Linked DNA regions of Homo sapiens: regions 1, 2, 4 and 5 are each linked to region 3. The links are chromatin loops, found by intact Hi-C in ENCODE. Cell type or tissue: PC-3. All regions are shown on one strand. Each heading gives the region's core, and the rest is flanking DNA. Links, peaks and the distances in the headings are about the cores only. Region 1 overlaps UTP25 (UTP25 small subunit processome component). Region 2 has its middle 47 kb from the start of UTP25. Region 3 overlaps SYT14 (synaptotagmin 14). Region 4 holds the start of SYT14 (synaptotagmin 14). Region 5 has its middle 52 kb from the start of SYT14.

Region 1 (6,186 bases), core at 581-5,580, 130 kb before region 3:
TGTCTTATGTTTCCTCCCAGATTGTTTTCTGCATGAATAATAACCAACAATGTGTGTGTATGTATATATATGCTTTTGCATTAAAAGGTGGTTTTGAAGGTAACATTTTTTGGAGTACTGATTAAGCGCCAGCAACTCTTCCAAGCTCTTTGCATGTATTACATCAGTTAATCCCTCACACCCGTTTAAGGTAAGCATCCTTATTTTTCCCGATTTCCACACAGGCAGCACAATCCTGAAAACCTACACTGTTTTTACTAGATAATTACTTCTCTAAAAACAAAACAATAAAAGCACTCAATAAATAGTAGTTATTATTACCCTTTTTAATGAAGCAATCCTAATTGTTGAACTCTTAAAAGGACTAAGGGATGGCTCACACCTGTAAATCCAGTGTGTCCGGAATTGGTAGGTTCTTGGTCTCACTAACTTCAAGAATAAAGCCGCGGACCCTCGCCGTGAGTGTCACAGGTCTTAAAGGCTGCGTGTCTAGAGTCTGTTCCTTCTGAAGTTCGGATGCGTTTGGACTTTCTTCCTTCTGGTGGGTTCCTGGTCTCACTGGCTTCAAGAGTGAAGCTGCAGACCTTCGCGGTGTTACAGCTCACAAAAGCAGCATGCACCCAAAGAAGTGAAGAACAAAGATTCCACACCAGGACAGAGTACGAGGAGATGCCACTGCTGGCTCCAGCAGCCTGCTTTTATTCTCTTATCTGGCCCCACCCACATCCTGCTGATTGGTCCATTTTACAGAGAGCCGATTGGTCTGTTTTACAAAGAGCTGATTGGTCCGTTTTGACAGGGTGTTGATTGGTGCGTTTACAATCCCTAAGCTAGACACAGAAGTTCTCCAAGTCCCCACTAGATTAGCTAGATACGGAGTGCTGATTGGTGTATTCACAATCCCTTAGCTAGACATAAAGAGTCTCCAAGTCCCCATCAGATTAGCTAGATACAGAGTGCCCATTAGTGCATCCACAAACCCTGAGGTAGACACAGGGTGCTGATTGGTGTGTTCACAAACCTTGAGCTAGATACAGAGTGCTGATTGGTGTATTTACAATCCCTTAGCTAGACATAAAGGTTCTCCAAGTTCCCCACTAGACTCAGGAGCCCAGCTGGCTTCACCTAGTGGATACCGCAGCGGGGCCGCAGGTGGAGCTGCCTGCCAGTCCTGCAGCGTGTGCCTGCACTCCTCAGCCCTTGGGCAGTAGATGGGACCAGGCGCCCTGGAGCAGGGGCCGGAGCTCCTCGGGGAGGCTTGGGCAGCGCAGGAGCCCACGGCGGGGGTGGGGGAGGCGGCTCAGGCATGGCCAGCTGTAAGTTCCGAGTCCTGCCCCGCGAGGAGGCAGCTGAGGCCCAAGAATTTGAGCGCAGCGCCAGCGGGCCGGCACTGCTGGGGGACCCAGGGCACCCTCCGCAGCTCCTGGCCTGGGTGCTAAGCCCCTCACTGCCCGGGGCGGCGGCGCCAGCCGGCCGCTGCAAGTGCGGGGCCAGCTGAGCCCACGCCCACCCGGAACTCGCGCTGGCCCGCAAGTGCGGCACGCAGCCCCGGTTCCCGCCCGCGCCGCTCCCTCCACACCTCCCGGCAAGCTGAGCGAGCCAGCTCCGGCCTCAGCCAGCCCAGAAAGGAGCTCCCACAGTGCAGCGGTGGGCTGAAGGGCTCCTCAAGCGCGGCCAGAGTGGGCGCCAAGGCCGAGGAGGCGCCCAGAGTGAGTAAGGGCTGCGAGGGCTGCCAGCACGCTCTCACCTCTCACCCAGGACTTTGGAGGCTGAGGTGGGTGGATTCCTTGAGGTCAGGAGTTCAAGACCAGCCTGGCCAACATGGCAAAACCCCATCTCTACTAAAAATACTGAAATTAGCTGGGTGTGGTGGTGGGCGCCTGTAATTCCAGCTTCTTGGTTGGTTGAAGCACAAGAATCTTTTGAACCCGGGAGGCAGAGGTTGCAGTGAGCCAAGAAGACCATGCCACTGCACTCCAGCCTGAGCAACAGAGGAAGACTGTGTCTCAAAAAAAAAAAAAAAAAAAAAAAGGACTAAGGGAGATGATAATATTTTCTTGGGGAGGGTTGTTATAAACATTAATTGAGTTGTTTGTGTGCCATCCTTCTGGATGCCAAGTCTCTGTCGCCCAGGTTGGAGTGCAGTGGTGCGATCTCGGCTCACTGCAAGCTCTGCCTCCCAGGTTCAGGCCATTCTCCTGCCTTGGCCTCCCGAGTAGCTGGGACTACAGGCGCCCGCCACCACGCCCGGCTAATTTTTTTTTTTTTGTATTTTTAGTAGAGACGGGGTTTCACCGTGTTAGCCAGGATGGTCTCAATCTCCTGACCTCGTGATCCTCCCGCCTCGGCCTCCCAAAGTGCTGCGATTACTTACAGGCGTGAGCCACCGCGCGCGGCCACCACCAAGTGACATTCTGAAGGAGAATTCAAGCAACCTGAAAAGCATAACGTCTCATATGTCAGGATCATTTAAGGCATATTTTTCACTCCTTTGCTGCCCCGTTTATCCTTGGTCCATTGAGGTTTGCCCAGAGAGATTAAATTCTTAGTGTCAGTACAAATAAAAATTAATTTTTTTTTCTTGAAACACACGCATGCACAGAGAAGCAGCATAAGAATGCGTGAGTACTGAAGCCAAGCTGCCTAGGTTCAAATCTTTGCTTTAATATTTTCTAGCTGCGTAACTTTTGGCAAATTCCTTAAACTCTCTGTACCTCAGTTGCTATCTGTAAAATGGGGATGGTCATCATAATACCTGTCTTCAGAGTTACAATAACTAAGTTACTTAATCCATGCAGGGCACTTAGAACAAGACCAGACCTTCTTTTCCACGTTACAAAGATTAGTAAAATTTTAGAAAATTAACTGTTATTTTGTATTATTCTTACTTATATGCCTCATACTCTTCAAAGGAAAGAAAAGAGATTTTGAGAGAGAATGGTTCAGAAAAACAGCTGTAGGGATCTTTTTTACTTAGCAAATTCCAACTCTTAGGGGTGAGGGCGCTTATGCGTTAGGAACACCAGGTGGCGCTGTAAACAAGTACAGTAAGGAGATCTGCACCTCCCCTCGGGTGCCGGCCTTGGGCTGTGGGGCTTGTGCCTGGCAGCTCTCAGAGCTGGAGAAGACAGAGACCTAGGCCTCTTTTTTTTATTTTATTTTATTTAACAATTTAAATACATAGGAAATTAAGAAATTCAAAGAGTTACAAACAACTGTGATAGAATTTGTTTATAAGTTAACACATTAAAATGATTTCATAATCGTGTATTTATTTCAGGAAATAATTTTATGGAATAGTGAACATTACCTTTTAAGAAATGGAAAATCTCCAATAGGTTCTATGGCATATTTAAACTCACAACTAATTTCTTAAAAACTAACTTAACAAACTCTAAATGATAATAACTGTGAGTAGCTTCATTTGGTTATTCATAACCCAATTCACAACCAAATTTACATATATGAGGCCCAAGCCCAACAGCCCCCTGGCTCCCCATCACCACACTCTGGCTACACCTTTCTGCAGAGAAGAGATTGACCATAATCCCTTTAGAATTGTGGTTTCTTGTCTAACCTTTTTCCAGAGGGGTTAGAGTTTTTCTCAGAGACGGGGAGATTTTCTCTACTGGGTACTTCCCTAACTTCTTTTCCATCCACTGCCCCCAGGCCTAGGTTGTCACTTCCTTCCTTCTTGAGACTATCCACTCCCGTACCTAGGCCAGGGTGGATGTCCTCACACTTGCCCTTTGGTCCTCCTCTTGGGAACAGTACTTCCCATGCCAAAAGACATCAGGAAATCATGGGGAAAGATAGGTGAATTAATATTTATGGAACACCTACTGTGGGCCAGGCACTGTTGTGGGTGCTTGATGTACATCAGTCATCTCACAACAACCCTTAAAAGCCAGCTGATTGCTTATCACCATATAGCAGGGGAAAAACATGCTTAGAGAAATTGGGCAGGTCTCCCAAAGTTAAACAACTGGCTAGTGGCCAATGCCACATGTTTTTTTCTGAATCCCCATGTGATTGAATCCAGTGGAGAGGGAGGTCAGGACCAGCCACTCAGATGGAGATGAGTCTGCAAGGGAATTTCTCCCTTTCCATCTGTGTCCGAGTCTTGTCAGTTTTATCAACCCACTGCCTCAAACGTGAGCTCACCTCTCTAACTTCCTTCCCACAGCTTTGCTTAGTTCAGACCTTCATTAGTCTTCATGGCATAATCTACACTTTACAAACTGATAAACTAGGCTTTTAATCTCAGCTTTACCTTTTACTCCCAGTAAGTTACCTTTGCTTACCTCAGTTTCCTTATTTGTAAGGTAGAGATGATTATGTCTTTCTTGAGTGGTATTGTAAGGATGAAATGAAACCACATACATTAGAAAAGAAAAAGAGTCTCCTTCTCTCCCTTTTCCTTGGTCTGAGCATTGATTTATCCATTCTGTGAATATGTACTGAGCACCCACGATGTGCTAGAAATTATTTTAGGCACTTAGGACACAGCAATGAATGAGGCACACATATTTCCTGCACTCATAGAGTTAGAGTGCATAGTGTAGACAGAAAAGAAAGAATTAGAGGCTAGATAAAAGTACAATTTCAGATGGTGCTAAATGTTGGAAGAGAATAAAACAGGGTCAGGTAATAGAGATCTTTGACCATCCTGTTTCCTTTGTCCAGAATGCCCAATCACTACTCCTCCCCTGCTGAACTTCTCCTCTCTCAAGGCCCCCTTCAAATGATAATCTCTGTGAAATCATCACAGCTCGCTATGAACTTTAATCGTGCCCTCCTCTAGACTTTCCCACTGGTTGTCTAAATCCACCTGCGAGGCTGAGGACATTCACTCATATCTTACTCATTGTTTCATTCTGCACACCTTTGTCCCACCCTCAAGCAAAGCTCCACGAATATACTGAAGAGGAAAACTGACACTGTAACCCCAAAGAACTACCTGATACCTTGGTTTGCGAGTGGCAAATCCGAGAGTGAGGAGAAAGGGGACAGGCATCCTGGTACCTCCAGATGGGGACAAAGGAACAAACTTCCAAACAAAATGAACCATTCCCCTGGGATGTGTATGTGTTTGTGTGTGCACACACCCATGTGCTCATGACTGTGTGTGGTGTGTGTGCCTGTCTGTCATAGAGGCAGGGATGAAGACTGATAGGCGGGAAAATCTAAATCTAGCAGGAGGGATACTAGTTCTTTTGTTTGTTTTTTTCCTAAAAGGCTTTAGAAGCCTTCCTGCAAAAGGCTGGATTTCTGGGAGCCACTTAAATGAAGGCATTTTGCATATGAAGGACATGCAGAGTCTGAGTATGGTCACCCGCCCCTCACTGCCCGCAGTGAGCCGTCAGCCACCCGCATCACCCCAGCTCCAGCACCACAGTAGCAGACTGATCCTTTTTAATGAGATGCTCAGAGTCTGAGCACTCCTCCTCTCTGGGGTCCTAATCATTTCTCAGAAAGTGGCTGCCCTGCACCCTGGAATTCACGTTTTTTGTTTCCCTTTCCACCTCCAGCCACAGGGTGAGGAGGTGTCAACAGGAGGCGAATGGCTGTGGAACACCTGTCACAGAGTTCTTCCCATCCCCTGTGGGTGGGCAGGGAGATATCCCGGTTTTGTTCTATCTGTTATGAAACCTGCGGAGAAAGCTAAATCTGGCTGTACTGACTTAACTCCCGGGTCGAAAAAAGCTGCTTGAGAGTCTTGGGCACGGAAAGGAATCGAAGCCAGCAGCCATCATCTGTAGAGCTGTGTTTGTTCCCCACAGGAACCTGAACTCAGAGGAAATGCCAGCTGAGTTCTTCTTGCCCCATCTGTGACAGAATTCCAGCTGTTCCACGATAGCAATCTGGCTTGGAGAGTGTAGTGGCTTCCCTACACTCCATCAAAACAAAGCAGGGTGACTTGTGAAGATACTAATTTTGGCTCCATTTTTATTGCTCTAAATGTTTCTGCAAATTGCTACCAAAAAGTTAACCAGGTCTTGTGTTCTTTGCCTTGGGGAGCTTTGGGAGAAGGGTGAACAGCATTTTCCAGGCCAAGAGAACTTTGTTGGCGTGTCATGTAATTAGAGGACATTGAAGCTAGGGTGGAGGAGGGGGAGACAGAAGCAGCCAAAGGAAAAGAGTTTTGAGGCTTCTCCTAGAACAGGAGGGAAGGGTATTGCAAAG
Region 2 (6,186 bases), core at 471-5,470, 110 kb before region 3:
CTTATGGCAGCCCTTTCTGCCTAGGAGTCAGGCAGGTGCCCTTAGCACCATCTGGGTTTCTCTGCTCCTCTCTCATGGACCCAGATTTGTGCAGCTCTACCCTTTGCTCCTTCAGGTGAACTCTCCTGGGGGACTCATGAGAAAGGCCCCTTAGGGGGCCCCATGGCCCATTTGGCCATGATTCTCCAAATATGCTCAGGGGTGTCTGGATCCAAAGTAAATAAAGTTGAGGTTCAAGTTGAGACACTGTCACCCTTTAAAATGGACATAGATGGGACAATAGAACATCACCCACCAGCTCTGAAAGGAAGTTCACAGATATTTCCTTAGCTAAGCACAGAAACATGGGGACACTTTCCTAGCCCCCTCTGAATCACATCTTCAACGTGAACATTTGTCATTCCAGGGAAGAAACAGGAATATTCAAAAAGAGAAACTGGAAAGTGAGACCTAGAGTATAGTCTCAGTTGTACCATTAATGAGTCTGAGAAAGTCATTTCCTCTCCCTGGCCTCAATTTCCTTTTATGTCAAATGAGAGTAGTACTCTAAACTGGGGGTCAGCAAACTTTCTGAGTAAAAGGCCAGATAGTAAATGCGTAGTCTCTATTAGTAATACAGTTTCTGTCACAACTACTCAATTCTGCAGTTGTAGTACAAAAGCAGCCATAGGCAATGTGTGGCCGTGTTCCAATAAAACTTTATTTACAAAAACAGGCAGTGGGCTGGGTTTGACCCACAGGCCATATTTTGCCAACCCTAGGTGTAGATGATCTTCAGCATCTTTTTAAATAACAATAATTCCTTTAGGTGAGAAGTGGATTTTTTGATACTACACATACAATTCATTTAAATGTAAGACCCCCAATATAATAACTCCAACCATTTTTTTGTTGCTTTGGATAACATGTTTTCTTCTCTCCTTCAGTGATAAATCAAACCTCAACAGAATTTATTTAGAGGCTAGAATAACAGGTCAGGTGATGCTCTCACTGAGGAATTTGACAATATACATGACTAATCCTAGACCTCAAAGTGTTCACAATGTAATGAAAGAGACATACACATAAAGGCATAATTATAAAGCATTACAGTAATTGCTATAATCATGCTATTATCCATTATCAAGACTTAAGTTCTACTACATCCAAATTTGAGATGCTAGAGCAGACCAAGTTCAAGGACATTGCAATATAATACATGTAGGATATGCAGAAAATTGGTGGGCCATCTGAAATGCATTCTTGTGAAAATTGAGGGTGTGAGTTTTCAGGGAAGTCTTGACTCAGAATAGGACTGGTCCACAGAGCAAGGCTGTGTCAGATTACACTTGAGACCTAAAGAGTGGCCATCTGTGATAAAAGTCAGACCTTTGTTCAACTACAAAGAAGTAAGGCGTAGTTATGATACAGAACATGTGAAGAGAACTTTTTGTTCTGGAAGGTGCACATGACATTCCATTTGAATGAGAAACATCAGAGAGAGGCGTGCTTTCACTCTCACAAGGCACGATCCCCAGCTGCACAAAGCTTTGTATTTCTTGTTATATTTCCTTTTTCAGGGAGATGAGGGGCTGGTGGTAGAGATGCATGGACCACAGCAAGTTATTGTGCCATGATTTTGTCTTTGACGTACTTATTTCTGAAATTCATTATGACTTGAAATATCCTTTTCATAAAGACTGCAATAAAGTCCTTTGACAATATGGCTAGATGGATCAAAGGGCTTATCTCTGTTGAATCTTGAGTAGCCACCCAGATATCACTGGAGAAGCAACAATGCAGGTAATTCAAAACACCCTCAACTCACATTTAGTTGACTTTGGGATGTAGCACAGTTTTGCAGGAATATATTTATATTTCTTATATTTCATAACCTAATAGAAGCTTAAATAGTTACCTCAGCCTTCATTGCACAGATAATGAAAGAGAAGCTTAAAGAAGAGAAATTAAGTACTTGCCCAAGGTCACATAGTTAGTTAATGGAAGAACCAAAACTAGAACCTAGATCTTCTGATGCCACATTTCAAGCTCCATGAACCACTGGTAAGAACTACCTTTTATGCTGGTACACAGTGTGTGTACAAGATTACACCTATAATGATAAAACTGGTGGTTTTTATTCTGTCCTTTTCTATTTGATTATTTCCTTTTTAATAGTGCTGGTCATGGTCCACAAACTGACTACGAGGTCTCAGCTAGCATCTGTAAACACTGCTGTGGATCACAGAATTGCTTATATGCCATCCTAACCATATACCAAATGATGCTTTCATACAACAGTGAAAAAATATTTCCCTTGGAAAGATTACATTTCTACTGTCACTTTTTGTAAGTGAGTATAAAGAATTTGTGACTATTTGGTTTTCTTAGGGAAAAAAGATTAAATATGCATAAAGGGAGCCACAAATCTGTCAAGTATTTTCAGACTGCATTCAAAAACTCACCGTTTCCATGAACTCTTTCCACACTAGACTCATTGAGCTCTCTGATCTTCTCAACACTGATGTACCTTTTTGCAAAACATTTAGTCACTGATCCTAAACTTCAACTTTATCCCCCTTTTTCTAGAAAAATTAAGAAAAATTGCACTCACACACAAAAAATTCCATTGGCATCAGGGGACTCTTACCTGCTTATTCCCAAATCTGGGAGGTGTGGTGGAAGGCTCACATGTATGATACAGAAAGACAGGCATCCATACATGTCAAATACTATATATCTGAGAGCTGAAAATATGATGGGAATGCAACAAAAAGTCAAAATCAAGTGGTCCAGGATGGAAATTTGGCTTAAAAAAAATCAGTCTGGGTACAGTGGCTCATACCAATGATCCCAGCACTTTGGGAAGCGGGCGGATTGCTTGAGCTTAGGAGTTCAAGACCAGCCTGGGCAACATGGTGATACCCTGTCTCTACCCAAAATACAAAAATTAGTTGAGCATGGTGGCGTGTACCTGTAGTCCCAGCTACTTGGGAGGGGCTGAGGCAAGAGGATCACTTGAGCCTGAGAAGTCAAGGCTGCAGTGAGCCATGATCACACCACAGCGCTCCAGCCTGGGTGACAAAGCAAGACCCTGTCTCATTAAAAAAAAAAAAAAAAAAAAAAAAAAAAATCAGATTTCTAATGCAATTTTAGAAACTTTGCAGCCTGTGGATACCACAGACTCAACTGGATTCAACCATGCATTAGTCCTCCTCCCCAAACATCCTTCAGAGTTACACATTTCCAGCAAGTAATGCTTTGAAATTCATTTTGTTTTCTTAACCACCAGGCCTGCAGGAGATCAAGGCTAAGGGCAAGGAGCGGAAGGGAGACACACAAGATGCTCAAGTCTTTAAAAATCCCCATTGGGAGAATCACGCTACAAATGGACAAATCACATCCTGAAACGGTGGACTCTCTGAAGACCTTACAAAACAGCCTTCAGGCCTGATCTGTCTCCTTTCCCAGCTTGAACTGTGTTTTCCTAAAGTGGTTTCACTTTCCTCCTTCTCCAAAAGGTGGCATCAGAAAGGAGGGAGCAGGAAGGCACAGGCCAAACGCTCATCTCAATGGCTGCCTCAGCCATGCTCTGACAAGTGAGCTGATGGGAAAATTGCTCCTAATTAAATCACTTCATTAAAAAGAGACCATTTTCCAAGCGAATGCACTCCGCAGTTCTCGTGGTGGGTAATTTGTTGTGTTAATAAGCTGGAGAGGTTGAATTCCAAGGTTGCAGCCGCTGACAGCCTGCAGAAATAGGGACCATATTTTGGCAATGCCCTTGCCCTGTCGAGGGTACCGAGGAAAGCTGACAAATGGCAGTTCCTTATAATAGTTTTGCTCACTGGAGACCTGAGGGGCTGAGAATGATGTTTTCTAGTCTGTAGGTTTAGGATGCCAACAAGATAAAACAAATACCCAGAAAAAGGCGCTGTGTCTTTTGTTCGCTGAAAAATAAACAGGGGAGGACTTCCCTTTTGTAGATCCCACTGTGATAGAGGAAGAGGGTGCTTCTTCAGCTGTATTTGAACCGAAGCATGGAAAATTGCCATCTGCATTCAACTCTGTGGTTTTAGGGCAGCTGGATAGGCAGTGCTGCACAGTCTGAGGCTGTGGACGTTGAAGTTAGACCAAGTGTCAGTTCCAATCCTAATACTTACCAGCTGTGACACCTTGAACATGCATGGTAATCTCTCTAAGCCTCATTTTCCTCATCTGTCAAGACAGTCATAATACCTACCTCTTGGGATGGTGGTAAAGAGTAAAGAAGGTAATATTTGTAGAGTGCATAGTGTCTGGCAATAGGAAATACTTATTAAATGGTAGCAAAAGTTTTTTCCTCCACTTTACAGATGAGGAAATGGAGGATTACAGTGATTAAGTAGCTTAACCAAGGTCATAAAACCCTGAGTGGGAGGGTCCGGACTGCGTTTGGCTCTAAATCCAGGCACCATGATTTCACTGTTGGTACAGATGGAAGCAAGCACTTAAATGCATATGATCTTATTGGCTGTGAACTGAGCAGGACCTCTGATATTTCCATCTAGAGCAGGCCAATCACATAGTGCACAGATTATATTCCCTGATAGATATCTTGGCAAAAATGGTCCCAATCCCTTTGGTTCTTGGGCTGATCTTGTTTGAGGATTCTGTTGCTCAGAGCCCCTGAGCCCGTTTCTCTCTAGCTTCTAAAGAACATTTGGTCTTCTTGGTTCCCTGTAGCCAGTCTGCTGCTTCACTTTTCTTCTTTAGCAGCTCAGAAAGATTTCTTCCCTTATTTCCTGAAACCCCAAGGAAAACTGGTGGTCCTGGCTCTTGCCTTCTGACCTCCACTTCTTTGTCAAGTTTCCACTTTAGTTTGGCTTCTGTGGAAAATTCCACTGTGGACTTCTATGGATGAATGCACTCTCTAATTATATTGAATCTACAGAGATCCATTTTCATAACCCTAACAGGGTTAGTCCCTGAGTTCCTGTGACTGTTAGATGATCATGGACCCAGTGGATCCATTCTGCTGGGTACAAGGGGCCCTCAGGGAGGCTCACTGACGGTGGCCAGTCAACCGTCATGAGTCATTGCTATTGTGCTAGAAAAACAGAAATTTATGGCTTTGATCAATATCTTTCCTTAGGGCTCAGCATCTCTTGGCTCTATTCTGTTGTTGGCACTCTGAAACAGCAGCAGTTAAAAAAATTTTTTTTTCTACTGCAAATAAATTCTTTTTTGCTACAGTTTTTCTGAGGGCTCTCACTGCAAAAGAAACCAGGAACTGTACCATAATTTGGGTTGTGTTTAGTTCTCTTTCCCTCTCTTGGATTTCCTTCCTGCCTCCTTCCTTCCTCCTTCCTTTCTTCTCTTTTTCCTTCCTGTCTTTTCTTTCCCCTCAGTACCCTTGCTTTCCTACCCTCTCCCTTCTCCTATCCACTCTGTGTTTCCACATTCTTTTCAATTCAATAAATATTGATTAGGTACTCAATTGATTGTACTAGGTAACTCAGTACTCCCAAAATGAGATGGTCTCTGTTCTTAAGGAACTCATGCTTATAACTTAGTAGAAATCTTTCCTATATTGCCTTTTCCCCCCAATTTATAGTGAAGGCTGAAAATCTAGATACTATTTAGGGTTAGTAAATATTCTCTTATAAAAAGTCAAAAACTTCTTGAGGAGTCTCACTTAGTCATTCACACATTAGTATGATTTAATTTAATAAGATTGCTTTCCCTCTCATACCTAGTTAAACAGCTTGCCTTGTAAGAATAAAGATTCTGATTGGGGAAGGAGAAGTAGGAAATTTGGAACTATAAAACAATTTTTGGAGGTTGGCAGCCTCAGGGAAAGCCCTTGGAAGAGGATAAGAACACTGTTCATTAAGATAGAGATTCTTGTTTTAAAACGAAATCAGGCCGGACACAGTGGCTCACGCCTGTAATCCTAGCACTTTGGGAGGCCGAGGTGGGTAGATCACCTGAGTTCAAGAGTTCAAGACCAGCCTGGCCAAATGTTGAAACCCGGTCTCTACAAAAATATAAAAATTAGCCAGGCATGATGGCAGGTGCCTGTAATCCCAGCTACTCGGGAGGCTGAGGTGGGAGGATTGCTTGAACCCGGGAGGTGGAGGTTACAGTGAGCTGAGATCGCACCACTGCACTCCAGCTTGGGCAACAGAGCGAGACTCCATCTCGAAAAAAAAATTAATTAATTAA
Region 3 (6,186 bases), core at 629-5,628:
AAAAATTTCTTCCGCCAGATACCTTAAATCATCTTTCTTTTTTTCTTTTTTGAGACGGAGTCTCACTCTGTCGCCCAGTGCAACCTCTGCCTCCCGGGTTCAAGCAATTCCCCTGCCTCAGCCTTCTGAGTAGCTGGAATTACAGGCATGCGCCACCATGCCCGGCTAATTTTTGTATTTTTTGTAGAGACAGAGTTTCACCATATTGGTCAGGCTGGTCTTGAACTCCTGACCTTGTGATCCGCCCACCTCAGCCTCCCAAAGTGCTGGGATTACAGGCATGAGCCACCATACCCGACCCAATTATCTTTCATTTTCAAACTTACACAGATCCCTAGGACATGAACACAATGCAACCAAGCTCTTTGTTAAGGCATAATATGAGTTACCTTTGCTCCAGTTCCCAGTGTGTTTGTCATTTCCATCTGAGAACTCAGCAGCCTGGACTTGATTGTCCATATCAACATCATCATTTTGGTCACAACCATTTAACTCATCTCTAAGCAGTTCCAAACTTTCCCTCATCTTCCTGTCTTCTTCTGAGCCCTCCAGACTATTCTAACCTCTGCCTGTTACCCACTTCCAAAGTTGCTTTCACATTTTCAGATATCTTTATAGCAGAGCCCCACTCCTTGGTACCAGTTTTCTATATTAGGCAATTCTTGTGTTGCTATAAAGAAATACCTGAGACTGGATAATTTATAAAGAGGTTTAATTGGCTTAAAGTTTTGTAGGCTGTGCAAGCATGGCGCTGGCATCTGTTCAGCTTCTGTAGAGGCCTCAGGAAGCTTTTACTAATAGTGGGACATGAAGTGGGAGCAAGCACTTCACATGGTGAAAACAGGAGCAAGAGAGAATGTGGGTGAGGTGCTACACACTTAAACAATCAGATCTTGTGAGTACTCACTACTGTAAGGACAGCACCAAGCTGTAAAGGATCTTCCCCCATGATCCAAACACCTCCCACTAGGTCTCACCTCCAACACTGGTAATTACATTTCAATATGAGATTTGGGTGGAGACAAATATCCAAACTATATCCTTTTGTGTGACTCAAAGTTGTGTTGTGTTGTTTTACAAAATTTCACCTTTTGCTTTTCAAAGATCATTTAACTGGCAAGGACTTCTAGATTAGCGGCTTTTATTCTTTCAATACTTTAAAGATAGTGTGCCACTTGTTCTATCTTTTATTATTTCTGATGAATCTCTTGTCAGCCTTACCTCTTTTCTTTTGTAGATAATGTGTAATTTTTCTGACTACTTCTGTTTTTATCTTTACAACTTTAATCCATTTGAATATAATGTTCCTTTGTGTAGTTTTCTTCGTTTTTTTCTTGTACATTGAATTTACTGAGCTGCTTTTGGTGATAGTTTTCATTAAATTTGGAACAATTTTGACCATCACTTCTTCAAATGTTTTCTTGATTTCTTCTTTTCTCATCTCTTTTGTGGGGACTTCAATTACACATGTATTTATCTACTTGAAGTTGTTCCACAATTTACTGATTATTTGCATTTTTTTAGTCTTTCTGTTGTGTTTATGCTTTCTGTTGATATGTCTTCAGGTTCATTAACATTTTCTTTTGTAATATCTGATGTGCTGTCAGTCTCTTTCAGTGTATTTTTATCTAAGACATTTTAGTTTTTACCTTTGGAAGTTTGATTTAGGCTTTTAAGAAAAGTTCCGTATCTCCTCTTACCACATTCGATCATTCCTCTGGTTCTTCAAACCCATGGAATATATCATCATAATTGTTAGTGTCCCTGTCTCCTAATTTTATCAATTTTCTGAGTCAGTTTCGATTGATTAATTTTTCTGCTAGGTTTTTTTCATTTTGCTTCTTTGCATACCTGATAATTTCTTTATTGGATGCCAAACATTGTGAAGTTTCCCTTGTTGAGTGTTAGATCTAATCGTGATTAGTTCTTGAGCTTTATTCTGAGATAGGTTAAATTACCTGAGACTTTCCTTTCAGTCTTGCTTTTCACCTTTGTTAGGAGGGGCAAAACCTGCATTTAGTGTAAGATTAATTTTCTGAAGCAAAATCCTTCATATGTCAGTCTAATCAGTGGCTCATAAGGTTTGAGATTTTAAAATTCTGGATCTTCAGAATAGTCCCCATTTCATGCTCTGTGTAAGATTTGGCATGTCTTCCCTCTAATCCTCTTAGGCAGTTTTTTTCCCAGCCTCTGATTGTTTCCTTACATGTATGTGCTAAGAAGTACTGAACTGTATCTTAGGAGTGACTCAGTGCAGGTGTCTGGAGTTCTCTGTCTACACAGCTTTTTATTCCGGGACTCAGCCACATGAACTTGAGCACACTTGGCTTCTTCATACTCCCAGGTTTATCTCCTCAACACTCACCTGACTGTACAGTGACCGCACTGTCCCCTTTCTCCAGGTAGTAAGCTTGGAAAATCATAGTCATACAGATGATCTCATTTTTTTTCTTCCTCTGAATGATCACTCCTTTATTGCCCATCTTCAGTGTCTTGAGTGCCATTGTTTCATACGCTCTGTCTTGTTTTAGTGTTTTCAGGTGGTGGGAGAAATCTGTCCATGTTATTTTATCTTAACTGGAAGTAGAAAATGTGATTATTAGAATGGGGTCATTTTTGGTATTTAAATAGACTATATAAAAATCTGCAGCAGCGATTTCAGGAGAGACTGGGAAATTACACAGGAACTGAGAGTCCTGGATTAGAGAACAAGATATGGTGAAATTTAAGAGGAGACAGAAATTTGATTATTTAGAAGAATTGGAAATTGGACAATGTAGGTTTATGAATAAAAAGTAAAAACAAAATTTATTAAGGTAGAGAATTAGTTTTATCTTACATTTACCTTAAGGAAAGGCATTCTCTAGCTGTCTGCTCTTCAGCCTTTGAATCATTGTCTTAGAACATTTCATTTGATTTCTGAATGAGATTACTTATTAAGTTTTAACATTCCAGAAATGGTGATATAAATGTAGTTGCTTATATCATCTTTCTTCCTTTAAAGCTTAAAGTTAACAGTGATAAAAGATAATGTGTATTATATTTACGTAGAAGTTAAATATATTTTATATTACTTTTTGAGCATGTCAGGGGAATTATAGTATAGTTATGTTAACTAGTAGATATATGGTGCCATCTAATGGCTAATATGAAAATATATTTAGTAAATACTTCAGTGCTTTGCCTAGTGTGTATATATGAAATTTTACTGTGAAATTATTGTTGCTTTAGATGTCCAAGGCGTCGTTTTTATTTAAACTCTAAGATATATTTATATTTTCATTTCAATTTATACTTTTTAAAATTCAGCTATATATTGGTCTGACTTTTCATCACGTTTAAAGCCATGTACTTGCAGTTAGCACAATTTAAAGTATATTCAATATAAAATTAGCATATAAATCAATTTTAATAAACAAGTAAAAATTACAGACCTCCTGTTTGCTATCTTTTACTTCTGGTTCCTTCAAACTGGACCCAATATGTAGTTATAAATTATGCCTTATAGAACCTCAGCTTTATTGTAAACAGAATTCATTTTCCCTCCACCTTTCATCTGTTTTTGTACATTTTACAAAATATATAAAAAATGTTAGAATATTGTATTAGATTGGTGATTTTTAAATGCTGTTCCAGATTGTTAGGGCTTCTCTAGAGCCACTCAGTCTGTGATGGAGATGGCTAAGTTTAGAAAATTAGCATATCAATGGCTCTAGAAGTCCTGCACTGAAAAACTTCTCAACTTTATTTAGCCCAATATTTCCTGAATACGTTTCATCATGGAACGCCCCCACCTTCCTTTTTAAAAATCTCACATCTTAATATCTGTTGATCTAGTGTTCCTCAGATGTCATTTTGGCAGTTGTCCTAAATTCCATTTTTAAGGATGAAGGAATATTTCACATATATATATATACGTATATATATGTATATATATACGTATATATATGTATGTATATTTCTTGTTTTAATGAAATAAAGTGTGTTGCTTTTTCTTATCATATGATAATACTTGTTATTTATCAAAAATTTAGCAGTATGCCATTTACCCTGATGTGATTATTACACATTGTATGCCTGTATCAAAATAACTAATGTACTCCATAAATATATACACTTATATATATACCCATAAAAAATTTAAAAAATTAGTAAATACAGAGTAATCATTGTTTCTTTCACATTCTTGTCATTTCCTCGTTAGAAAAAGCTTTGTCAGATTGGTATTATTACAAAGTTGGAGGTATCACTTTACCTGACTTCAAATTATACTGCAAGGTGTTAGTAACCAAAATAGCATGGTATAAAAATAGTCGCAGATTAGTAGAATAGAATAGAGAACCCAGAAATAAAGCCCCACACTTACAGCAAACTGATCTTTGATAAAGTCAACAAAATTATACACTGGGGAAAGGACACCCTATTCAGTAAGTGGCGCTAGGAAAATTGGATTGCCATATGCAGAATGAAACTGGACTCCTAACTCTCACCACATACAAAAAATAACTCAAGATGGATTAAAGCCTTAAATGTAAGTCCTGAAGCTGCAAAAAGTGTAGAAGAAAATCTAGGAAAAACTCCTCCAGACATTGGCCTAGACCAAGAATTCATGACTGAGACCTTCAAAAGCAAATGCAACAAAAACAAAAGTAGACAAATGGGGCTATATAAACTGAAAAGCTTCTGCACAGTAAAAGAAATAATCAACACAGTGAACAGACAACCTGCAGAATGGGGGAAAATACTAGCCAACTTTGCATCTGATAAAGGTCCAATGTCCAGAATCTACAAGGAATGCAAACAACTCAACCAAAATCCCTCAAATAACCCCATTAAAAAGTGAGCAACGGAAATGCACAGACATTTTGCAAAGGAAGACATACATATGGCCAAGAAGCATATGAAAAAATGCTCAACATCACTAATCATCAGAGAAATGCAAATTAAAACCACAAGGAGATACCGTCTTACACCAATCAGAATAGCTGTTATTAAAAAGTCAAATAACATCTAACCTGGCCAATATAGTGAAACCCCATCTCTACTGAAAATACAGAAATTAGCTGGGCGTGGTGGTGTGTGCCTGTGGTCCCAGCTACTCGGGAGGCTAAGGCATGAGAATCGCTTGAACCTAGGAGGCAGAGGCTGCAGAGAGCCAAGATCACACCACTGCACTCCAGCCTGGGCGATAAAGCGAGACTCCGTCTCGAGAAAAAAAAAAAAAAAGTCAAATAACAGATATTGACGGGGATGCAGAGAAATGGAAACATACGCTGTTGGTGGGAATGTAAATTTGTTAAGCCACTGTAGAAAGCAGTTTGCAGATTTCTCAAATAATTTAAACAGAACTACCATTTGACCTAGCAATCTCATTACTTAGTATAGGCTCAAGGGAAAATAAATCATTATATCAAAAAGATACCTGCACCTGTATGTTTATTGCAGCACTATTCACAATGGCAAAGATATGGAATCAACCTAAGTGTCTACCAATAGATGACTGGATAAAGAAAATTTTTTTTTGTTGTTGTTGTTTTTGCTTGAGACAGGGTCTTGCTCTGTCACCCAGGCTGGAGTGCAGCGGCACGATCATAGCTCACTCATCCTTGAACTCCTGGGTTCAAGTAATCCTCCTGCCTCAGCCTCCCAAGTAGCTAGGACTACAGATGCACACCACCACACCTGGCTAAAAAATGTGGTTTATATAACCATGGAATACTACTCAACTATAAAAAAGAATGAAATCTTGTCTTTTGCAGCAACATGGAGGGAACTGGAGGCCATTATTTTAAGTGAAATAACTAAAAAACAGAAAGTCAGATGCTGCATGTTCTCATGGGTAAGTGGGAGATAAATAATGTGTACACATGGACATAGAAAATGTAGTAATAGACATTGGCAACTCAGTAGGATGGAAGTGTGAGAGAAGGATGAGGGATGGGAAATTACTTAATGGGTACAGTGTATACTTATTCTGGTGATGGCTACGCTAAAAACACCACTATGCAATATATCTTTGTAACAAAATGGCACTTAAACCCCCTGAATTTATAAAAAACAAATAAATAAAAGGCAAATGTAAACCATGCTTGCTTAAGAAAACTGAAGGGGGGACAAGATGGCCTACTAGACACAGGGAGGAAGTACCATTCACACTGAGAGAGACCATATTATTGAGTAAACCAC
Region 4 (6,186 bases), core at 823-5,822, 51 kb before region 3:
TTAACAGTGTCAGGTCATTAGATAGAATTGCCAAACATGGGAAATTGCTGCTATTCTTTTCCCACTACAGACATTACAGTTTATCTCACCAAGTGCTCATTAAATAATCTTCTTTCTTAGTTCCTGGCTGAACACTACCATGCCATTTCTGTAGCTCTAAGTCTATGCTGTTTGATATGGCAGACAATAGCCACAAGTGGCTTTTTAAACTTTAAACTGAATAAAATTAAATAAAGCTAAAAATTCAGTTCCTCAGTTGCACTCCCTACGTTTAAAGTGCTCAATAGTCACAGGTGGCTACGGGCCACTGTATTGGACAGCACAAATACAGAGTGTTTTAATAGTTGCGGACAATTCTTTTGGATAGCTCTGCTGTAAGGGAACTGCAGGGAAGTACGATGAAAGGCAAGTGCTTGCAAAAGAGTTAGAAGGTAGACAAGAGGTGGATGTCTAGACAGTACAGTACCTTTGTAGTTACTACTTAACTCATTTATCCCTGAGGTTGCAATTTTTAGAATTTTTGCAATCAGACCTTGGCGATGACCTTGAGCAGCAGGATGTAAACAACTCCCGCGTGCTTAGCGTTCCAATAATGGAACACTAGGCATAAGTTAAGTTCTTTCTGTCCAACAACCTCCTTCTAGGAACTATCTTCCTTCTTCCCCAGTTCATCCACATGAGTCTCCTGGACAAATAAGTCTCCTGGACAAATAGTAGCGATGTTAATCTAGGTTATGGAAACTCACATAATCTGGTTATTTACTTAGTAACTATGTAATTGGTGAGGAAAGGATGAATACATTTTTCGGGCTTTCAATATGAAATTCTTTAAAAGTTTGAACAATTGGGTTACTCAGAACTAGCCAGAAACCACAACTTACAACTGTGGTGTCAAGTTCAGATCAATGTCTTGGAGTTCAAGACTGTTTTAAGGGAGGCTGCCTGGGGAAAATGTCATTAAACATTTTACCCGAATCCTCTAGATGTCCATCATAAACTCTCTCATGGAGCTTTCCTAAAGTATAGGCATTTTAATGTTTCCTGAGTAAAACAGTATTTTCTTTGATCCTTCAATAACAATTCTTGCTTGTAGCCAGTTTTCAGCACAGTGCCGGCTTCACAGATACTCACTGAACTAAAGAAAATGGTAAAGGATGAATGTCTATTGAGCATAAAATGCGACTGAGGGAGAGGTTATATAAAAGCAATGGAAGACAGTTTCTGCTCTAGATTTACAGTCCAACCTTACTTACATAAGTGTAAAATATTTTCTTCTTTGTTTCAGTCCCTAATATAGCTATTTTGCTCTAGGAATTAGCATTTCCTCCACAAGAGAGAATCACTAAACTCCCTATTTCTCAATGTTGTTTATGCCGTTGATTGTCCAGGTTCTCAAATTACTAAATGAAGTTGAGAGTTGGGTAAATGGTTGAGCGGTTCAAGTATCTTAAGTAAAAACTAAGTGGCCAATTGTTGTTGTGCTCAGGGTTGGCCTGGGACTGTTCACAATGGTCACAGGTTTACAAATTTTTAAAAACCTGCGTGTGACATGCTTTCCAGGTCCTTTGTCAAAACGTCCGTCTGACCCTGACTTTTGTGTGGCTTCAAATGTGCGTTTGCAATGTGTAGACAAATTCCAACTCAGAGTTCCAAGAGGTAAGCCAAGCTCTGTGTGGCAGCAAGGCTTATCAAGAGCGAGGCTAAGGGGTGAAGTGAGTGTGTGTGTGTGTGTGTGTGTGAGAGAGAGAGAGAGAGAGAGAGAGAGAGACCACTGCTGTGCTCAGGATTCCTCTCTCCTTTTTGCTTTTTGCCAACTAGCTGTTTCTCCACAGCGGAGATCTGAGACGAGTATGTGGCTGATTCGGGCAAAACAAAACAAAATAAAACCAAACGAAACCAAAACAGACTTACTATTACCAAATCTGAGAGTCAGTGGGTGGGAATCCTTTTCAACCAAGGAGACCTGTCCATGGTCCTGACCACATCATTTGCCACTCGCCTCCTTCATGGACACCGTTTGCTCCAAGTACCGGACGGGAGGGCGCCCGGCGCCAGGAAGCTTGGGCTTGGGCCCCCACACGAGCTCGGCGCGCTTCGGGCGGGTCTCGGGCGCGGGCCCGTGGCTCTCCGGGCCGGGCACCTGTTTCGAATCGAGGCGCGAGGCGCGGTGGGGCGGTGGGGTGGGGTGGGGTAGGTTGGGGTGGGGGCGGGGTGGCGTCACGTGCCAGCGGCGGCCCCGGGAAGGTTCCATTTCTTCCGCGGCCCGCACTCGCGGCGCTCGGGGCCCCTCCCTCGCCCCGCCCGCGGCGCCCCTCGCGGCCGCACAGCCGGGCGACTCCGGGCCGGGCCCCGCCCCTCTCGCTGGCGGACTCAGCGCGTCCTCCGCCAGCCCTCGCGTCTGCTGCCCCCGCCATCCAGTTGGTGCGGTCCATGGCGAGCGCATCATGGCGATTGAAGGTAAGTGGAGGCTGACAGCGGGGAGCGAGGACCGGGACCACCCAGCTGGCGGGGGGCTCGGAGGTGCGCCGGCAGGCCGAGGCGCTGACGGGGCCGCCTCCTGTGGTCTGGAGCCGGCTGAAGACGCGCGGGGGTCCTGGCCGCGTCTCGGGAGGCGGGTGGGCGGAGCGGCGCCGCTGGGACGCCGGGCCCGACTGGCTCGCTCGCCCCGGCCTTCGTGGTTTTGCCGGCCTCCCGGCGGCCGCACGCGGGGCAAAGCGGGCTGGCGGGCAGGTACAGCGTCCGGGCCGCCGCCTCCTGCCGGCCGCGCGGAGTGGAGGTCGGGGTGAGGCCCTGCAGACCCCACGGGACGGGCTGGGAGGAGCGAGGGGCCACGGGGGGCTCAGGCTGCCCTTTCTTTTCTTTCCCCGGCCGCGGCAAACCATCCTTCCGCAATACCCACCTTCCTGCCAAACTGAGAGTCCAGTTTTTTGTCCCATTCCTAACCCTTCCCTGTGCCCGCTCGGGCTGATGCTGGGTTACACTCTCTGCCCGTTCCCCTTCTGTTTGCTGTTGTAGGGGGTCCAGGAAATTTGGGGTTAGGTTAATTTCCTCCTCAAGTGGTTTTGTTCCCCGCCAACACTCAAAACTGTTTTTCTCCATGAAAAGAAGTAAATAACGTCTTTACAACAAGCACACATTCTTAGAATCCTGCAAATACCAGTCTATGAAGTGTTATAGTGCCACAATGCTCATATTTCGAAAAACAGCTTAATAAAAATTAAGTTCCTAGATAAGGTAGTTGACACTAAAGTGTATTTTTCTCTTGTTCCAGAAACATGTAACTGGGACCAAGTGTCTATATTTTGCCTTGTTTTTAAGGAAGAGATTGTGAGAATTAATTTCACACGTCTAGGATATTTATGTGAAAGATTACATCTTCCAGGCCCTGTCTCTTAGATTAACTCAAACAGTGAAAGTAATTTGTAAATTTTCCCTGTGTGTGTATATTCATCTGTGCAGCTGTGCAAGGTACCTATAGCTATATCATTATTTCTCTACATTGAAAGTGTGTTCCTAAGTAAAACTTTTTAAAGCGTTTCCCTTCTAAGTGATCAATCACTGGTAGTATGCATCTCTGGGGACTTCTTTTTGTCGGATCATGTGGACTCCAAAGTAGAGTTAGCTGTGTGTTTACATGTAGCTTATTTATTTAAGAGAGGGAGTACCTATTGTATGCAAGACACATTCAGACAGTTTCAAATGTCTGCTTGAGTTAAAATGGTGGGGAATAAGATCTACCTATAATCTATGATGTTCCTGTTATCTGCAGCAGTACTTTCAACATTTGTTTCCCTCACTGTCCTTTTACCAAAGGTTAAAAATCAAGAAACCAAACCCACTGATTTATGTTGTGTACTTTATTTTCCCAACTAGTTTGTGGTAGAGTTTCTTGTGAAGCCGTGAAACTCTACCACACTACCACACTACCACACCACGTGAAAGTAGAAAGGTTTAGGCAGAGCATGAGGAAAATCCTTCAGGCAGATGCCATTCGGATATGATGCTATAACTTGTAATTTCTTAAAATCTTTTCAGTTTTTTCCGTTTTTTCTTAGTTCTTCCTTTCTTTCTACTGGCAGTTAAGTGTTACTGATTCATTTTCCATGTCACCTGATGGCATTTTACTCTGCCTACTGCTTAACATGTTTGAAGAATAAGATTTTTTAAATCCTCACATTCTAGAGATTCTTCTGTGTTTGAGATACTCTCATAAATATTTTCATACTGAAGCATTTGCTTAAGTTTTCATAATACAAAGATCAGGAATTATATCTTTTCTAGTTTGGCAAAGAAACTGTAATTAATATTAGCACTTCAGATAAAGATGGCAGTTCGAATTAGCCTAACTGTGCTCCTTATCACATAGTAAAATAGATTCATTATGCACACCCTTCCTAGGCTGTGTTATGAAGTAGAATGAGTTCTGCATGAGACTCTGTACTAAGGACATCTTAAAAATTTAGGGGCCCAAAAGGGCGTCTCATCTTTTCAGTAAAGTGTTTCTTAAAACATTCAGTTTCTTCATTCACCTATTAATTCAGTAGACCTTTTTTTTTTTTGTACAATAGCTGTATACAATGTTCATTGCTAGATTCCATGGGGCCAAAAAGATAAGTAAGACTATAACCCTTCTCTCAAAGAGTTCATGTTCTATTCGGAGAGACAGATAATTTTAAACATGCAATTACAGTGTAGTGTGAATGCTAAGAGATGGATCATCTTTCCTTTGTATAAAAACATTCAATGATGATGGGTCTAACACTGTTTTTTGGCAGTAATTCTTATATTCATAAGGTCTTTGTATTTGGCCGAATATCTGCCATTCAGTAACGTCTGTCTACCCATCCTAGTTTTGCTTTCTGTAGCAATAAATTAAAAGCCCACTATTCTCTCTATATATGATATCCCTTCTGCCATTTGAAGACAGCTCTAGAGTGTTTTCTAGATAAAATATCCACTTCCCTCCTCTGGATGATCTGTAGTTGTATGTTTTAAAATTTGGAATATAGTAGTGGGCCATTTCATTCCAGTTATACTGTTGAATAGCATACATCAAAACTGTTATACCACTCCTTCACTTATGTGTAATCCTATTAATATAGCTTAACATTAGAATAGGTTTTTTTGGAGCTTCATGTTGGCACAGAGCGAGGCTGTAATCAACTAAAACCACAGTCTCTTTTAGCTTGACTACTCCCTTGCTTAGCTAACCAATGTTTTGAACTGAACAGATCGTTTATATCTGTTAAGCATACTCTTATTAGCTATGGCCCAGTGTTTTAGCCCTTGAGTCTAGACTTTTAAGTACTAAGGATTGTTTTCATTTTCTTCTCTGTGTAAACCTATTTTATAACACAAAATTATTTCTACTAAGTAATCATTCATTTCCTCCTTTTATCAGTCAGATGTGTAACTATTAATCAAAAAAAGAGACAAATATAAGATGATAGAGTTACCACATGGAGCTAACATAATTCCAGTCAGCAGTAAAGAAGTTAGGCTATATTAGGCAAAGTTACAATTTTTGAAAGGCATTTTGAAATATTGACAATAGTTACACATCCTTACTGTTGGCCCAGTGATCTGGCAATACCAGGTTGGGAATCATTGTTGTAGCCTAGCCTATGAAGTGATGTAATTGCTATCCAGCATATTAATTCTTCTAGTGTTGGCCTCTGTTAATCTGATAGCGTTGACACTTTTTTGTTGTATTTGAAATTTCCTCCTCTCTTGATTACATATTTCTCAGTTTTGTCTTAATTTACCTGACCTAATGTTCTAGTGGCTTCCATTCTTGACCCTGTTGCCATTGTCTGCTTTATACACATTGCCGTAATTGCACGCATTGAACAATTTAGTAATCACTTATTTACAAATTTGTTTCTCCTGTCCGACTGTAAATTTCTAGAGGTTAATGTCTTATTCATTTTTGTACCCCTTAGGTTTTGTATAGTACCTGAATACAGTTGTCCCTTGGTAACCGTGGGGGAGATTGGTTCCAGGTCCCCTGGAGACACTAAAATTTAAGAATGATCAAGTTCTTTATATCATATGGCATAATATTTGCATATAACTTATGCACATCCTCCCATATACTTTAAATCATCTCCAGTCTACTTGTAATACCTACTATAATGTAAATGCTATGTAAATAGTTCTTTAGGGAATAATGACAAGAAAAAAAGT
Region 5 (6,186 bases), core at 430-5,429, 100 kb before region 3:
ACTTCCTGCCTCTATTGAAGCTTCAGGACACTGGACTGGAGTCTTCCACAATTCAGCCAGAACCCAGGGTACTCCAAACCACTTTGTGATCCTCCATCTCTGTAGGCTACAGTTTATAAAACACTTCTATCTCCATGATTTCATGTGATTCCCAGAGTGACTCATGAGGTTTCAGACCTCTCCATCCTCAGACAGACCCTGTCACATGCCTCTGAAAATGCTTTAGTTGTTGCCATGTGGATGGACACTCAGAAAATACTTTAAAAAAAAAAAATCTAAACTGCTTGCTTTAGTGGTTTTGTGTAAAATGCAACCAGAGAGAGAGAGAGAGAGAGGTCCTTGGCAGATAGGTTTAACTCAAATCACTGAGCAGGAAAATATCTGGGAATCTGGCCTGGTTTGAGAAAAAGAGCCAGCTTTTTTAGCTGACTAGAGAGCAGCTTAAAAAGGAAAAAAATGAAAGGAAGGAAACTAATGAGGCATCTCTTTCCTCACAGATAATGTGGGATGCTCACCCAGTGGTTTGCAGTGGCTACAGCATCTGTTACACTTCAGTGACAACCAAAATGCCTTGGAGATAAGACAACAATTATGAGACCTGCTTGAGAAGAAATGAAAGAAAACCCAATCGCAGCCAAATAGCACTGCCATCTATTAACAAATTATTACAGGCTGAAGCAGTCTTTAATGAGATTTTAACAAAAGAAATCCAGTCTTGTTCCTCTGGGGCAAAGAGATTTTATCATCATGTGAATGGTTAAGCAGGTAAGAGGACCTCCCTTGGAGCACCAATAAAGAGAAAATGTGTGAGCCCTGTGTTCTCCCTCTCCAAGGAGCTCTAACTCCCAGTCAAGATGAAAACATATTGGAGAAAGGACCCAAATAATACTGTTCCAGAGAAAGTTTTAGTTTAGTAAGTGGCCTGATGAGACAAGTGAGTATTCAAAAAAGCTGTATTAGACCTTTGTGTTGTGATTCCAATCCTTTGTGCTTTTGGTTATCCTAAAGGACATTGTGACATTCTCAAGAGATTCTTAAGTCAAAGGGTATAGTGGCAACATTAATCTGGAGGAACAATGAAGCTAGCTAGAGTCAGGACGTGCCTGCCCATGATCTTGTAGACCCACTGGGGTTTCAGAAGAGAAACTGATATGAGTCTAATGTTGTTAGTTCAAAGGAGGAAAGAAAAATTGGTTGCATGGAGTGAGTCAGAGGGAGGGAGGAAAATATGCAGTCCAAGGAAGTCGGTGAGAAGCCCGCTCAGATGCACTAGACTGTCTTGCATGAATTGGGTTTTTCTTTTTGCTTCTCCCACCCCTTTCATTGATCCACTACGTGAACACTTATAGGCAGCCAATAATATCAGGAGAAATATAGCCATTTTGATACTAATATTTCTGTTACCCAGGAATTTGCTTTATTTGCAATATGAGCCTCCAATGCCTGATTAAAGGAAACTGAGGACTAACCTGGGTGATCCAAGAATTCCTAGACTGTTAAATAGTGTAGTTTCTTTAGAAAGGGACTCTGGACCTCCTCCTGGGAGGAGCCTTAGAAGGGCAGTGAGGCTAGGGTGAGTAAGCAGGCTCCCCACGTGAGGGTGAGTCAGGGAGACTGATTCCTTAGCAGCTGGGGCACTGTGTAAGACTACGTCACCTTCTGTGGCAGAAGAACAACCACAATCACTATGTGTTATGCTGGTTATATTCCCCTTGAGACCAATGGCAGACACTGGCTGTTAAAATATTTAGTGTCTGATAATGTATGATTAATGGGTAAGGAGTAGAGTAGCACTTCTTTTAATGGCTCACACTGTAGGAAAGAGATTTAATAGAATTGAAGATGAACTTAGAATGACATAGAAGATAAATCTCAGGAACGTACATCTTTGGGACAGATAGCTCATTTTGTTAGAATATAGTGCTATTATTGTTATTAGCTAACATTTATTAAGCACTGACTAAGTGCCAGGAGCTGCTTCAAGTGTTTTACGTATGTTAACTTAATGCTTCTTGTGCTGTGATAATGAGCCAGTATTTGTTTTTTAAATTTCCAATGTGTCATGGACAAATGCTTTTGTGGAATTCAATAAAAATAAATTACTACAAAAGTGAAAAAAAAATTAAAACATGCAAAATTCAAGCTCAATTTTTTCCTTTTTTAACTATTAGCTGTAAGAGACATCAAATTGTCAAAATGCTATAAAAGTTTCTAAATCCTTACTCTTAGTTGCTATACGTATCTCCCCGTAGACTAGTAACAAACCTTCACCAACTGGCGCAAGTCTACGAACTCTGTTGAAGAGCACTGTATTAACTCATTTAAACCCTCCTAAAAGTTCATGACGTCATTAATATTTTCATTCTACAGATGAGGAAACTGAGGCACAAAACAGTTATCTTGCTACTGAGGCCAGTCAATTAGTTTTGCAAAGAGAAAAATATCTATTTCATGGTCACAGAAGAGTACCCCAACTAGTCACTGAAAAATTAAGAGTAGCATAAGAAAAGCAAGCCTTAATGAGAAAGTATGAATGGAGTTTTATTATCCAGGCTTCTGTGGAAAAACCAGGAAAGGCATAGGCCATACTGGTGACATTTTGGGAGTGTCACCGTTGCTATATTGGGCAATAGGATGAAGTGTCTTAAGACTGTGGCTTGAGGGCTAGACTTTCTGGGTTAGTTTTCTTGCTTGGCCACCTACTTCCTATGCGCAGTTGTTAGTTTCTATCTGAAAGGATGGTTGGGAGGATTAACTGTGTTGTATATGTAAAGTATTTTTTAAAAATGCCTGGCACATAGTAAGTGGTTTATAAGTGTTATTGTATTTGCATATGAAAAACCACCCATTGCAAAAATTTCAGATTCCTTAAATGCCTCCATCTATAGTGGTTTGACTTCTGATTAAACAAGCCTATCCTCCCTGCCTTAAACTAGAGCCCCTGGTAAAACTCAGCAGTGCTGCAGTGGTCACTGCCAGACCTCAGGTACAGAGCAACGTTTGGGGCTGGATAATTATTTTTCTTGAGGAGGGGGTGGTTACTGTGTGCATTGTATGATAGCAGCATTCCTGGTCTTTACCCACTAGATGCCAGTATTATCCCCTTCCAGCTGTGACAACCAAAAATGTCTTCAGTCATTGCCAAATGTCCCCTGAGAGGCAAAATTGCCCCCAGTTGAGAACCACTGATACAGAGAAAAGAGAATATTGATAACAGTCTCTTATATTTTCATAGCTTTTCAGTGTAAAAAGGCTTCTGCATGTTTTAACTCAGTTGGGAAAAAGAAAAAGAGGAAAAAGATAAAATAGATCAGAAGAAAAAAGAGAAGGGAATAGGGGAGGGAGAAGGAAGGGAGAGAATGCAGAGTGCAAAGAGATGAAGTGGAGCAGACACGCAAAAAACAAAGGAATGAACAAACAGGTGTGTGAGTTTGTGTGATCGCCCATGAGCGCATCTACACCTGCAAATCCTCCCAGCACCTCCCATTCAACATGTTCAAAACTGAACTCAGCAGGTTGTAGATAAGGAAGGAAGCTGATGTCCATGGCGGTCTAAGGTGTGACCTTGGGCAGATTCTTCTCAGTCTAGTTTCCTTGATTGTAAAATGAAGATAATACCACGTGCCTTAATGGACTGTGTGAGCTGGCATGGAGCTGACCTATCACAGTGTGCTCTTGCCCATCCTTTTCCCTCCTCCTTGTCTCATGCCAGTAAGTTAAGGGCTAGGTTCTGGCACTCTTCCTCCTTCACAGCACTGCCTCCCGGACAGAGGTCCTGTCCCTCACTAGCACCCAGTGCTTCTGTCCATTTGATGCCACCATTCCATTCCTCTTCCCACTGCCCCAATTCATGGCCAGCCCTCAACACCGCACATCTAATGTCCTGTGGGAGCCTCCTAGTAGTTGGACTTCCTGGCTCCAAGCTCTCCCCACGCCAATCCAGATTCAGGTTCTAAAACAGCACTGGGATCAAGTCACTCTAATTTTTTAAAAAACTGTTCACTGGCTCCCCAGCATAAAATCTAAACTTCTTCACCTATCATTAAACGCCATCCTCTCTCCCTACTTCCCACTGTCTGTCTCCAACCTATCTTCCTAACCTTAATTCTCCATTGTGCTACCCATCTCTCTCTCTCTTTTTTAAGACGGAGTTTCGCTCTTGTTGCCCAGGCTGGAGTGCAATGGTGCAATCTCGGCTCACTGCAACTTCTGCTTCCCGGGTTCAAGTGATTCTCCTGCCTCAGCCCCCCAAGTAGCTGGGATTACAGGCACGCACCACCATGCCCAGCTAATTTTGTATTCTTGGTAGAGATGCGGTTTCACCATGTTGGCCAGGCTGGTCTTGAACTCCTGACCTCAGATGATCTGCCCGACTCAGCCTCCCAAAGTGCTGACATTACAGGCATGAGCCACCACGCCCGGCCTGTACTTCCCATCTCTTTTGAAACTAAAAAGTCAGTTTCTTATGCACACCCTATGTTTTCCTCATCTTCCTGGGATTCCCTTCCTAAATCCCCACAGTCTATCCCCATCCCTCAAGGCCTATTTCACTTGTTAACTTCCTTCATGAAGCCTAACCTCCTCTTCCTGGACATGTACAGTTGTCCTTTGTTATCATCAGGGGATTGGTTCCAGGACCCTACAGATACCAAAATCCATGGATGCCCAAATCCTTTATATAAAATAATGTAGTATTTGCACATAACCTATGCACATCCTCCCATATAGCTTATCTCTAGATTACTTATAATACCTAATACAATTTAAATGCTATGTAAATAGCTGTTATACTGTATATTTTAAATTTGTTTTATTTATTTTATTCTCAAATAATTTTGATCTTTGGTTGATTGAATTCACATATGCGGAACCCAGGGACATGGAAGGACTATATTCAGTCTCTCTGATCTCTGGATTCTCATAGCACTTTTTCTGCTTCTACTATGTAGCATTTATGTCTTTCCACCTTGTACCATAAATATCTATGTGTTTATGTCTTACTGTGTCCCGAATTGGTAGGTTCTTAGTCTCACTGACTTCAAGAAGGAAGCTGCGGACCCTCCTGGTGAGTATTACACTTCTTAAAAGCAGCATGTCTGGAGTTTGTTCTGATGGTCGGATGTGCTCCGAGTTTCTTCCTTCTGGTGGGTTCCTGGTGTCGCTGGCTTCAGGAGTGAAGCTGCAGACCTTCGTGGTGAGTGTTACAGCTTATAAAGGCAGTGTGGACCCAAAAAGTGAGCAGCAACAAGATTTATTGCAAAGAGCAAAAGAACAAAGCTTCTACAGCTGGAAAAAGACCAGAACAGATCGCCGCTGCTGGCTCGGGCAGCCTGCTTTTATTCTCTTATCTGGCACCACCCACATCCTGCTGACTGGTCCATTTTACAGAGAGCCGATTGGTCTGTTTTACCGAGAGCTGATTGGTCCGTTTTGACAGGGTGGGGATTGGTGCGTTTACAATCCCTGAGATAGACACAAAAGTTCTCCAAGTCCCCACTAGATTAGCTAGACACAGAGTGCTGATTGGTGCATTTACAAACTTTGAGCTAGATACAGAGTGCCGATTGATTTACAATCCCTTAGCTAAACATAAAGGTTTCTCCAAGTCCTCGCTAAACTCAGGAGCCCAGCTGGCTTCACCCAGTGGATCCCGCACCCGGGCTGCAGGTGGAGCTGCCTGCCAGTCCCGCGCCTTGTTTCCGCACCCCTCAGCCCTTGGGCGGTGGATGGGACGAAAGGGCGCCGCGGAGCAGGGGGCGGCGCTCGTCGGGGAGGCTGTACAGGAGTCCACGGCGGGTTGGGGGAGGCTCAGGCATGGCGGGCTGCAGGTCCCGAGCCCTGCCCCGCGGGGAGGCAGCTAAGGCCCGGCGAAATAATCGAGCCAGCGTCGGTGGGCCGGCACTGCTGGGGGACCCGACGCACCCTCCGCAACTGCTGGCCCGGGTGCTAAGCCCCTCACTGTCTCCCGGGCCGGCCGGCCGTTCCGAGTGCGGGGCCCGCGAAGCCCACGCCCACCCAGAACTCGCGCTGGCCCGCAAGCGCCGCGCGCAGTCCCGGTTCCCGCCCGTGCCTCTCCTTCCACACCTCCCTGCAAGCTGAGGGAGCCGGCTCAGGCCTCAGCCAGCTCAGAAAGGGGCTCCCACAGTGCAGCAGCGCGCTGAAGGGCTCCTCAAGCGTGGCCAGAGT

What was found. A loop is a pair of places that touch in the nucleus more often than their neighbours do. Peaks named below come from ENCODE experiments on the same cell type or tissue, not always from the same donor. Only the 100,000 strongest peaks of a DNase experiment are listed, where the experiment ranks them.
Region 1: a loop joins it to region 3, with 19 times the contacts of the local background. A loop is called at or near these places in 97 of 110 quality-filtered maps.
Region 2: it touches region 3 in a loop (7-fold over the local background); 89 of 110 quality-filtered maps call a loop at or near these places.
Region 4: it touches region 3 in a loop (3-fold over the local background); 5 of 110 quality-filtered maps call a loop at or near these places.
Region 5: a loop joins it to region 3, with 13 times the contacts of the local background. A loop is called at or near these places in 11 of 110 quality-filtered maps.

What each region holds. Positions count from the first base shown.
Region 1 is chr1:209,857,463-209,863,648 of GRCh38, forward strand. UTP25 (UTP25 small subunit processome component) reads left to right here. Exons shown (of 12, transcript NM_014388.7): 12 at 1-103. Among named protein-coding and RNA genes, the nearest start is that of UTP25, 33 kb to the left of the region's middle. In PC-3, for the core only: a CTCF peak has its summit at 3,021 (motif pointing right); a DNase peak (open chromatin) is centred at 3,039.
Region 2 is chr1:209,872,232-209,878,417 of GRCh38, forward strand. No RefSeq gene overlaps it. Among named protein-coding and RNA genes, the nearest start is that of UTP25, 47 kb to the left of the region's middle. RefSeq lists an enhancer at 3,324-3,825. In PC-3, for the core only: a CTCF peak has its summit at 3,502 (motif pointing right); DNase peaks (open chromatin) are centred at 990, 1,330 and 3,490; H3K27ac peaks cover 926 bases.
Region 3 is chr1:209,986,622-209,992,807 of GRCh38, forward strand. The region is part of intron 2 of SYT14 (synaptotagmin 14); the gene reads left to right. Among named protein-coding and RNA genes, the nearest start is that of SYT14, 51 kb to the left of the region's middle. In PC-3, for the core only: a CTCF peak has its summit at 3,127 (motif pointing left); a DNase peak (open chromatin) is centred at 2,320; H3K27ac peaks cover 1,052 bases.
Region 4 is chr1:209,935,821-209,942,006 of GRCh38, forward strand. SYT14 (synaptotagmin 14) reads left to right here and starts at 2,397. Exons shown (of 9, transcript NM_001146262.4): 1 at 2,397-2,457. The coding sequence starts at 2,445. RefSeq lists a silencer at 1,844-2,138. In PC-3, for the core only: a CTCF peak has its summit at 2,758 (motif pointing left); a DNase peak (open chromatin) is centred at 1,991; H3K4me3 peaks cover 2,091 bases; H3K27me3 peaks cover 1,205 bases.
Region 5 is chr1:209,883,247-209,889,432 of GRCh38, forward strand. No RefSeq gene overlaps it. Among named protein-coding and RNA genes, the nearest start is that of SYT14, 52 kb to the right of the region's middle. In PC-3, for the core only: CTCF peaks have their summits at 3,094 (motif pointing right) and 3,305; a DNase peak (open chromatin) is centred at 1,615; H3K27ac peaks cover 1,906 bases.